Linked DNA regions of Mus musculus: region 1 is linked to region 2. A link is a contact called in ENCODE Hi-C or POLR2A ChIA-PET data. All regions are on one chromosome and are shown on one strand. Each heading gives the region's core, a stretch centred on a gene start or an enhancer-like site at or near the end of the contact. The rest is flanking DNA. Distances are from core to core; before and after follow the strand shown. Region 1 holds the start of Dlx5 (distal-less homeobox 5). Region 2 holds the start of Slc25a13 (solute carrier family 25 (mitochondrial carrier, adenine nucleotide translocator), member 13).

What was found. Hi-C counts contacts between places; a loop is a spot of excess contacts on that map. ChIA-PET counts read pairs that join two places held with the same protein, here RNA polymerase II (POLR2A).
Region 1: a map of left cerebral cortex shows a loop between it and region 2 (1.8-fold over the local background). The contact joins the promoter of Dlx5 here to the promoter of Slc25a13 in region 2. A Hi-C loop is called at or near these places in 2 of 37 maps with a recorded cell type or tissue (Patski and left cerebral cortex). POLR2A ChIA-PET finds 5 or more read pairs at or near these places in 1 of 5 experiments (embryonic stem cell).

Annotation. Positions count from the first base shown.
Region 1 is chr6:6,878,699-6,883,469 of GRCm38, forward strand. It overlaps Dlx5 (distal-less homeobox 5), which reads right to left and starts at 3,370. Exons shown (of 3, transcript NM_010056.3): 1 at 2,834-3,370; 2 at 828-1,012. The coding sequence starts at 3,188.
Region 2 is chr6:6,214,144-6,219,278 of GRCm38, forward strand. It overlaps Slc25a13 (solute carrier family 25 (mitochondrial carrier, adenine nucleotide translocator), member 13), which reads right to left and starts at 3,030. Exons shown (of 18, transcript NM_001177572.1): 1 at 2,853-3,030. The coding sequence starts at 2,867.

The sequences.
Region 1 (4,771 bases), core at 2,120-4,619, 660 kb after region 2:
CCAGCTTCTGCTACCCCAAGGCTTTGTCTTTTATTCACTCTAGACCTGGTCGCACGTGTGGGCCTGTGCACCAGGTCACTGGGGAGGATACCTCTCCTGCTCGAAGGCCAGAGTCCCCGATGGGGAGGGGCTTGGGCCAAACTGTAGGTGCACTGTGCCAAGGGAAAGGAGAGATTGTCCAATCTCCTGTCCAACTCCCTTCAGTCCCCTCGGCACTGGGAGGCCAGACTCTGCCTGAAGCTCTGGGCTGCGACTTGAACATTCCTTATTCTAGGCCCCAGCGGGCGGGGTTGGGAGGGAAAAGAAGGGGACAATCCCGGAGGGTTTCCCCGTACAACAGCGCCCCCCACCTCGCGACCTTCAGGCTGCTGAGGCTTGATCTGCCTCAGGGATAGGGTCGACCGGGACAGGACGATCCAGGCCTTTGCATGGCTGGAGACTCATCATCAGGCCAATAGTAAGGCAAGCTTCTCACTGTGAAGGGACCCAGACCTTTTTCAAGAGCGCGAGGCAGATTCCCCCTCCTCCCAGAAATACCCCTTCTCTTGTTTTCACTATGGAACCTTGGTCCCCAGCCTTTGGTGGTTAAAGCAGGGGTGGGTTTGGGTGGGAGGGGATGGCGGCAACTCGGGACAAACGACGAATCCCGCGCCCACCGCCACGTGGGCCTGGCTCATGGAGGGAAAGATGCATCGGTTGGTGTCTTTCTATCTGTGAATTTCTGCAAAGTGCTAGAGAATCGGCTCCAGCCAGTCGGGACCGAACCTTGCAGCCGAGCTGGGCTTGCAGGCGAGGCGGGGCCGGTACTTGGCGGCGGCCGGATTTACCTGTGTTTGCGTCAGTCCTAGAGAGGCGGCCAACTCCGCGCGTTCTGGCAGGGCGAGGTACTGAGTCTTCTGAAACCTTCTCTGTAAAGCGGCCAGCTGAAAGCTGGAATAAATAGTCCTGGGTTTACGAACTTTCTTTGGTTTACCATTCACCATCCTCACCTCTGGCTCCGCCACTTCTTTCTCTAAATAACCAAAACAGACTAGGTTAGAGCTTCCTGGCAGACAATGGCTCGTTTGCACAGGCCCTCAAATCAGCGAGATTTTGTTTGTTTTGAAATATGTAGTCATCTTTCTCTTTCCCAATATCACAATCTTGGCTTTTCAAACCCCAGAGAAATCTGTCCCATCCTCAGATCATACATGGAAGAGCTGGCGAGTCTCTGACTACTAGCCACTGTGTGCGTGGGGCACTTTGTACACATCAAGTTCTTCGCTTTAGGGATGGAACCCTTTGGAGATGCTTATTTTTCTCATTATTTTTTCCCTCCCTGTATTCACCTTGTGTGTTTCTGGGACGCGAATAGCCACTCCAATCCCTGGGCGTCACGCGAGGAGGCCCCTGGGCCATGACCCTCTGTCGGCGTCTGTTCGGGCGCCCGCAGAGGCTAGACGCTTGGGCAGGGAAGACGCTAGCCAAGGGCTCCAAAGTTCAAAGACCGACAAGCAAACTATGTTCCTTCACTACAGCGGCAAGCGGTCGGTCGGGGCTGCGGCAGACAGAGAGCCGATTATGTAGTCCCCATAATCTCACTGCAGATCTGAGAGGGCACAGATGTGTCTGGTTTCTTTCACAAATAGACTTAATATGTTCTTGACCAAAAAAAAAAAAAAAAAAAATCCTCTCCCTATGCAAGGATACAGAGACAGCAAGAGGAGCAGACTCAAACTTCCATCAACAATGTATTGCAAAGGAATCTGTAGTAAGGATATTTTCGTAGTAAAGGGGAGGAACCAAGGAAGAATTCTCACTGTCATAAATGTACCCCGCTGGGGTCCTGTGAATCCGTGTTTTGCTAATGTGCCCCTAGGCCACATGGCCCCTTTTCCCCCTTCAGTCCTGAAAGGAGTGGAAGAGTCGGTGTATGAAGCTGCTGCCAGAGGAAGGGTGGAGAAGGAGGGAGGGCTGCGGTCTCCGCTCTACTGGAGTAGGGGATGCTAATATTAGCAGCCTTATTAATGTGTCGGTGAGGGGAGATCAAAATCGACTAGTAAAATTTCTCCACTGAGACTTCACGCCTCTCATTTACCGCCCAAGCTCTCTACCCCACTGTAACGCTCTAAGGAAGTTTCACAGTGGACGGAAAGGGGAGTCTGTGGGGAAGAAGGAAGGCAGACAAATTCTAGGCACTTACGGAGAGAGCACTCGATGGAGTGTGTGTGTGTGTGTGGGGGGGGGTCCCTCTAACAGAGTGAACTCTCGGCAATCCTCCGCTATTTTAAATGACTTTTTGTATTTGGAAATACCTTGGATAAACCGCAAAGTTCCCTGTTCGCTTTTCTGTCAGGCTGCAGCCCTCCGGCCCCCAGGTCACCCGGTGTGCTGCCCGCACCCTCCATGAGAGGCCTCGGGGCGCTTCGCTGGCTAATCCAGACTAGATCTCACCAACTCAGCACGCTCACCCAGAATTCCAACTAACTTTCCTTTTATTACGCAAACACCACTAGGGCTGCTTGATTTCACCCACCCCCCGCCCCCCAAATCCCTTAGCCTCTTTGCAGCCAAGCTGGCTTTCTGGCTAGGCCAGCTAGGAATCCAGCTAAGGAGGGATCCTCGAGCAGCGCCAGAGGCAAAACACCCGATTAAACCTCTTCAAAAGTCCTCCACTGCCCCCCCCCCCATGCCGGTGTGAGGTGCTGTCCTGTTTGCAGTCCCAGGCCCCCACTCGCTTCTGCGAAGCACCCTTCTATGGGTGCGGACAGCGTGGCCCTCATCTACCACCCAACTTGGCGCCCGCGGGGTTACGGATGCCCTGGGTACCTGCCTCCCGCCCCCGCGCGCCTACCTGGCTGGCTGGTGGCACTCGGGACGCGGTTGTAGGCGCCGCCGTACTGGTGGTAGGGGCTGGCGTAGCCGTAGTCGGCATAAGCCTTGGCCGGGTAGCCGGCTGCGGAGCCGTTCACGCCGTGGTACTGGTACTGGTAGGGGTTGAGCGCTTTGCCATAAGAAGCAGAGGTAGGAGAGCAGTAGCCGTGCGGGGCGGCCCCCGCGGGACTGTAGTAGTCAGAATCGGTGGCCGAGGACTCGGGCAAAGTTGGCGATTCCTGAGACGGGTGGTGCATGGCGGCGGACGTCGGGAACGGAGCTTGGAAGTCGCCGGATCGGATGCTTGGGACTCTTCTGTCAAACACTCCTGTCATAGCTCCCGGGCGGTGGCTGTTCTTCTACTGCGGCGGCCGCTGCTGCCTGAATTGGCTGTGGAGCTGCTCTGGTCTAAGCAGACATGGCTGTGGGAGCGAGGGAGGAGGAGGAAGAGGAGGAGGCGGCGGCGGCGGCGGGGAGGAGGAGGAGGAGGAGGCTGGGAGTCGTGGAGGCTCTGTCTCCCGCAGGCTGACTGCTGGCTGAGGCGCAGCACAGCCTTGGTTAAATCCTTAATTGCGCGCTTACGCACAGCGGGGTGGATCGGGTTCCATTGGCCAGGGCTTCGGGAGCAGAGCAACACCCTAACTCGTCCAACTAGTTTTAGCACAACAAAGCATTGCTTAAAGAGAGAGAGAGAGAGAGAGAGAGAGAGAGAGAGAGAGAGAGAGAGAGAGAGAGAGAGAGAGAGGCGTACAAGGAGAGAGAGAGTGTGTGTGTGTGTGTGTGTGTGTGTGTGTGTGTGAGAGAGAGAGAGAGAGAGAGAGAGAGAGAGAGAGAGAGAGAGAGAGAGAGAGAATATGAGTTGTTCCCTGTTGGGGGAGGGAGGGTCTCAGTCGATCTCTTTTTAGTGAATAGCTTCGACAAACCAAGCAGTCCCAGGGCCTAGCTCCGTGCTGTTTGAAGACAACGTGTTCCAATCAGCAATCTCAAAAGTACAGTTTAGAGGATGCGGTTCTTGATGCTCTTTTCTTGCTCCACACCTACCAGTCCTCTCCCCCCTCCTCCGACGGAGACTGTAGGAGAGAGCACCGCTGTGGGACTGTGTGCAGAGGAGGAGCAGTGTTAGATGGCAGTGAGAACAAATGGAGAACAGCATTGTCTTAGTGGGATGATGGGAAGCAAGTTGCAACTAATTTATGTTGAAAATTTGTAAACTGGAAAACAGTTGGACACGCAGCAAGCGCTTTTGCAGAAGCCCCTGTTTCTCAGGACTCCACAGAGATGTCCAAGAATCTAGACGTCCCCAGTGGCAACTGAAGTCTTTACAGGGACTGCTGAAAATCAATGTCTTTCATTCCTGAATACCTTGCCACTGCCTGAACTCTCTTAGTTGGCTTTCCCAGAGAGCTGAGCAGCCTTTTGGTTTTTTGCTCAATATCCTCGACTACTTGGAAGCTTCTAGAATGGCTCTTGTCTCAGTTCAGGAGCCAGATTCCTGCAAACGTGAATTGATTTGGGTGTGTGACCTATAGTGTGCCTCCAGACCAAATGGAGTATGAAGACCGAAAAGTAGGCAAGGAACCAAGTCCGCTTGGGAGATGGGGTTTCGATCATGGACGACCCTCTCCTGGTTCCATTACCTACATCCACTCCAATCCCCCTCTCAATTCTTGAGTTTGGGTTCTGTAGCATCCCCCATTATTTCCTGCCTACTGAGCATCTTCGTTTATGTACAAAGGGAGCAGGGTTCAAGACTCATACACTGGCCACAGACCACCAGAAGAAGTTTATTTTGTCAACATGGGCTTTTCCTCTAGTTATGATTGAGTGAGGCCTTAGGAATGTGTTCTGATCCTCACTCAATGCTGTGTCTACTCCCCTCAAAAATGAGTTGTATCCTATTTTGGGCCTCCTTTTGGCC
Region 2 (5,135 bases), core at 1,780-4,279:
GATTTGATGGGGAAAGCCAAAATAGAAAGATACAGAAGAAATAAATTATTACATTTGAGTCACTACAAAGACCCAGGAATTAGGATAAGATCAGTAAATTGCTCTGGCTACATCTTTCCAGTCTGTCTACTTAAACATTCCAGTGGTTTACTATAGCAAAATAGAACACATCGAATTCTCTCATATCTGTTGGGTTCCCAAGCTCACAGGCCAGTTTTGTGCTACTTCACTGGGGTGGGCTTTTCTTTCTCACAAGCTCCTCAAATCCTTTACAAGTATGTTATTTCTACCCCTAGCTGAGATTTTTCCAGTCTATCGCTCAGTGTTCAACTAACTGTCAACATGGCTTATTACACTCCAAGGAAAAAGTAAGACACACAGATTTTAAGTCAGCATTGGGCAGAACTAACTGGAAGCTGGAAGAAGCGATCAATAAAAATGATAGGCAAATGCAGCTCAATGGGACACATTCATTCTTGGACTAGGATGGACCCACAACACCTTCACCTGGGACCTTTTAACTGTACACTGAGTATACTGTCCTTGACCTATAATTAAAGACATTACAAAAAAATGGTCTTATGGAATCCACAGATGTGGATTTGTGTGTGGCTCTCAGTGGTTTTCGAATCCAGTTCAGATATATCATAAACAAGGACAAAGTTGAGCCTGGTATGGTCATATTTCTTTATCCCTGCCCTTGGGAAGAAGAGGCAATGGAATCTCCATGCCACCCTGATATACACAGCAAACTCCAGATCAGCCAAGGCTACTTAGTAAGACTCAGCCAAAAAAAGAAAAAGAAAAAAGACAAAAGACATAGAGAGTAACTGCCCAGATAACAGTTCAAAGTGAAGTCTCTCCAAGCAACTGGTCTATCTTTGTTTTGGCAGCTAGACAATGCTGTCACCTGTGCCAAGCACACGTTTGGTTTCTATTAATCTAAGTTCATCTTACTTTCTCGTTATTTGTTTGTTGTTGCTGTTGTTGTTGAAGACAGGGTTTTTTAGTTTAACAGCTCGTGTCTATCCTGGAATTCACTTTATAGAGCAAGCTGGCCCCTGCCTCCAATGCACTGGGATTAAACCTGTGTGCCACAATGCCCAGCTTCTCCTTACCTTCTCTTTATCCTGACTTTCTCATCCACTTACAGTTGGTTTTGTTATATCCTATTGGAAGGTATTCTATATCTATATATGTCAGCCATCCGAACTGAAGAGAGGTGACTGTCAGTGAATAAATAACAAAGAAGGCAGGTTTCAAAGGGTAAAGGTGACAGGAATGTTTCAGTTTCCTTGGCCTCCTGATTTGGATAAAAACCAACTCTCCCTGATAGGATGTGTCTCAATTACAAAAAATGCAACTAAAAAGTTGAGCCTGCTTCTTCACTTGTTACTTCGTATCTGCCCAGTCTTCTATTCTGTTTCTAGGCATATGTCTCAATTTAGTGCCCATCAATACTGCATCTCCAATTAAAGTAACGTAAATCAAGTGACAAAACTCCCACACAGGTATATAAATGATGAGTGGGTATTTACTCCAGAGAACTGATTTATACCAATCGTTATATCATGCAAAGTTAATGCAAAGAAAGGGGCTATTGGCTTGAAAGAACTAAAGTAGCTTCAGAAATAAATCAAAGTGCCCATCCACAGACTCATGCGCAAATACACCCAGTGCACACTCCTGAGGGTTACAGAGGAAGGAAGGCCACTTAAGGCACTGAGTCTAGGAACAAGAAAACTGAGGATTTGGGGAGCCTGGAGAGACTAGTCATAGAACACTATTTAAATATATTTGTCTGCTTACAATTTCCATTGCAAATGTGATTAGTTTGCCTGAATAAATCAGAATATGATGTGGTGGCCATGTTTTCCTCTTCAGGGTTATCACAGAGTTTTGATTAAGGACAAATGTTTGAAATGTTGGGTATATTTAAGTTCACTGCACTTAAAATGATCTAAGAAGTTGTATAGGCTTGATTAAAGGGCTGCCTTCGTGAACTTAAAATTAAAAGCAATAAATTCCAATGACTCGAGTGATTGGGACTGAATATGGTATTCTGCCAGAAAAGTTGAAATGCAGTCCAGAGAGGCTGAAATGGTGTGCAGGTTTGAAGAACCGGTGAAAGAGGAAAGGTCAACCTGTCAGAGCTGCCTTCTCCCTGGGTTCGTGAACGATTCACATTACACAGAATTCCTTTTAAGTAGAACTTCACAGGAGTGACATGCTCCCAGCACAATCTGTTTTGTCATTTTCAAAAAGAAGCCTCTCTGAGGCTCAGAGGCTGCCTTGTAAGTGTTGTCAGATGGAGAGAGAAAGGGGAAGGATGGAAGATGGGAGGTGGGGGTGGGGGTGGGGAAGGGTCCAGGGCTAGCTGCGCACAGACGCAGGCCAAGTCTCCCAGTTTCCAAAACGGAAGTCAAGGTGACTTCCCTACCAGCGGGAGGGCGGAACCCTTGAAATGTAATAGGATAGGCTTCAGGCCCAGTTGGGGCCCCTGGAAGGAGAAACTCAGGTCAACAACAGTCGGGTCAGAAGCAGGAGAACCCCAAAGTAGCAGAAGGGTTTGTGTGTCCCTGGGCTCTTCCCTGCCCCAGGCTACCTGGCCCCATTCGCGCGCTCCTCCTTGCTGGCCAGGGCTCGGTCCCGCGGGACACCGCTCCTGGCCAGACCAAGTGGGAGTGTCCGGCTGGCAAAGTTTCTGTAGCACGATCGGGCCGCGGTACCCACGCGGCCACAAGTGCAGTCCCCTGTGCCCCTTCCTCCCTCAGCTGCAAGGTGGAACCTCGCATCTACTACCCCGGCTGGACCCCTCTGGGCTCCAGATCGCCCCGGCCCGCCGTTCTTACCTTGGCGGCCGCCATGCTTCGGCCGGGGTACAGGCGGCTTTGAGACCTGCTCTCTGGTTGGATTGCACCGGGGACCCCGGCGACTCACTTCCCGTCCCGAGCAGAGGTGGGGGCGGTGATTCTGCCCGGCAGCGTGCGCGCCTGGCCTGCTTCCCCACGCCCTCCTGGCGCGGGTCATGCGGGTGCCGTCAGCCCATTGGCTGGGCCCGGCCAGGGCCTCCCGGGCGCGCGTGATCTAAAGGCCTCTGCCCTGTAGCCAGGGAGGGCCTCAGTATGGGAGCTACTGAGGGGCCAGGACACGTGACTCAGACTGTGCTGTCCAGCTTTAGTAGCCATTGTCGTGTATACCCCGGGGGCAAGGGAGAAATGCAAGCCACTGTCTCAAAAGACCGGGGACTTGGTGAGCTGAAGCTGCAGCTTGGGCTGAGGCCAAGGGCTGGCTAGGTCAGTGTCCATGAGAGAGCCAAGTAAGAGTGGTTACCACACAACACCTGGACGTTGACATACATACTCTCATAGATGCACACATTGGGTCAGGTTCTTGCCAGATTCACCTTGGTTTTTGCTTCAAGATGGACCCCACTTTAATGCCATCATGAAATCCCTGAAGTATTGACTAATAGAAGAAAAGATAACAAGCAGGTGACTAGCCTCCTTTGTGGCTCTAACTTGATAAACTCTTGAATATGGTATAGAACACACATTTGTAACAACTCTATTTTGCAACAACTATATGAGGACAAAAGAGGTCAAGGCCTCAAAGAGGTGACAAACTTAAAAAAAAAACAAAAAAACAAAAACAAAAAAAAACCCTACGAGCTATTGTTTGCTCTCAGGACACCATAAGAACAATGAAAACAGGAAAGGCTCTCAGAGATTACTCCTGAGGTAAGACTGTCAGTCCAATGCGTAGATAGCAAGAGATGCTCCAACCATGACGAATGAGAGGAGACAGGAGACCCAGAATTGCTGAGGAACCCAAGGGTTTAGTCAGAGAAGGCAACCTAAATTTAGGGACTGCTGGAGGAAGAGTATGGGCAACAGGAAAGACCTGAAGGTGCCTTCTAAGGCTGGAATCAGTATACTGTAAGTACTAATGTCGTTAGGGTTCCACTCAGTTGCCATAATGTATCCCAGATTCACAAGTTAGAAACTAAATCAGGAGTATGAAACACTCAAGTCCTATGGGCTCTGCCCTAAGGTCTGCATCAATGGCTTCATAAAAAGGGGCTTGTAACCCTTCCATTCTCAGCTCCAGAAAGGTGAGAGCTGGTGAACCAAGAGTTCCAGGCCACCCTTATCTATATAAGGAGACGTGTCAAAAAAGAAAGAGAAGAAACAAGCTCATAGAAGTAAGTCTACTCTCATTGTCCTCTGCCGTGCGAAGCTAGAGCTTTCCTCTCTCTGGAAGATACAGTACTCAGAGAAACATCTCGGAAACAGAGACAAGACCTTGACTTGTTGAAATTGTGATCCTAGAGTCCATAGCCAGGGTGACAACTACGAGGAATACGTTTTTAGCCTTACTCTCAGGCACTGTGTGGTAGCAACATGAACCAGGCTAACACTGGTATGATAACACTGGGCATGAGTCAGGACTAAACTATCAGAATATTCCAACAAGATGGGTTGGAGTGAGACAGGACTCTGTCTAGTGTATGAAAAGCCCAAGAAAGAAGCATTTGCCTTCCCGAGGGCTCGCGGTGCTCCTGTCTCAGGAGACAGTGAGCATCCCGTTTTTCTCTAACTCTGCTTCTGGAGTGTGAGTTCACTGCTGTCTGTAATCTCCCTGTCTCCCATTTAGAAAGTCATGGTGGCACCATCTGTAAGGCTATTCTAGAATTTGGATGGTTGGGAAAGCTCAAGGCTGCCTGGGATACATGATAAGATCTTGCCCACAAGAAACAAACATGAAAAAGCACTTTCAATGGCATTTAACAGTGAGAGACCACTCAGAGAATCCAAGCTCGCGCCCCCACCTCCAATCCTCAATCCCACTTCTGAGCTTTCTGTCATAAAAAGGAATATGATCAATAGGACCTACGAAGTAGACATCTTTTAACCCACTAAACACATCATACTGTAAAAATAGATTGTAAACTTGAGTTTAAGTTATTTCATTCTCAGTTAATTCTCACAATGACATAAGTGACATGTCGCATTGATGCCTTCTCTATCCCAGAACAGTCTTCCCACCACCATCATTTGAAAGTAGCTGGCAAGGTTGAACGGTGACCACAAGATTCCTGACCCCAGTGTCTCAGACTGGACCATTATTTGGAA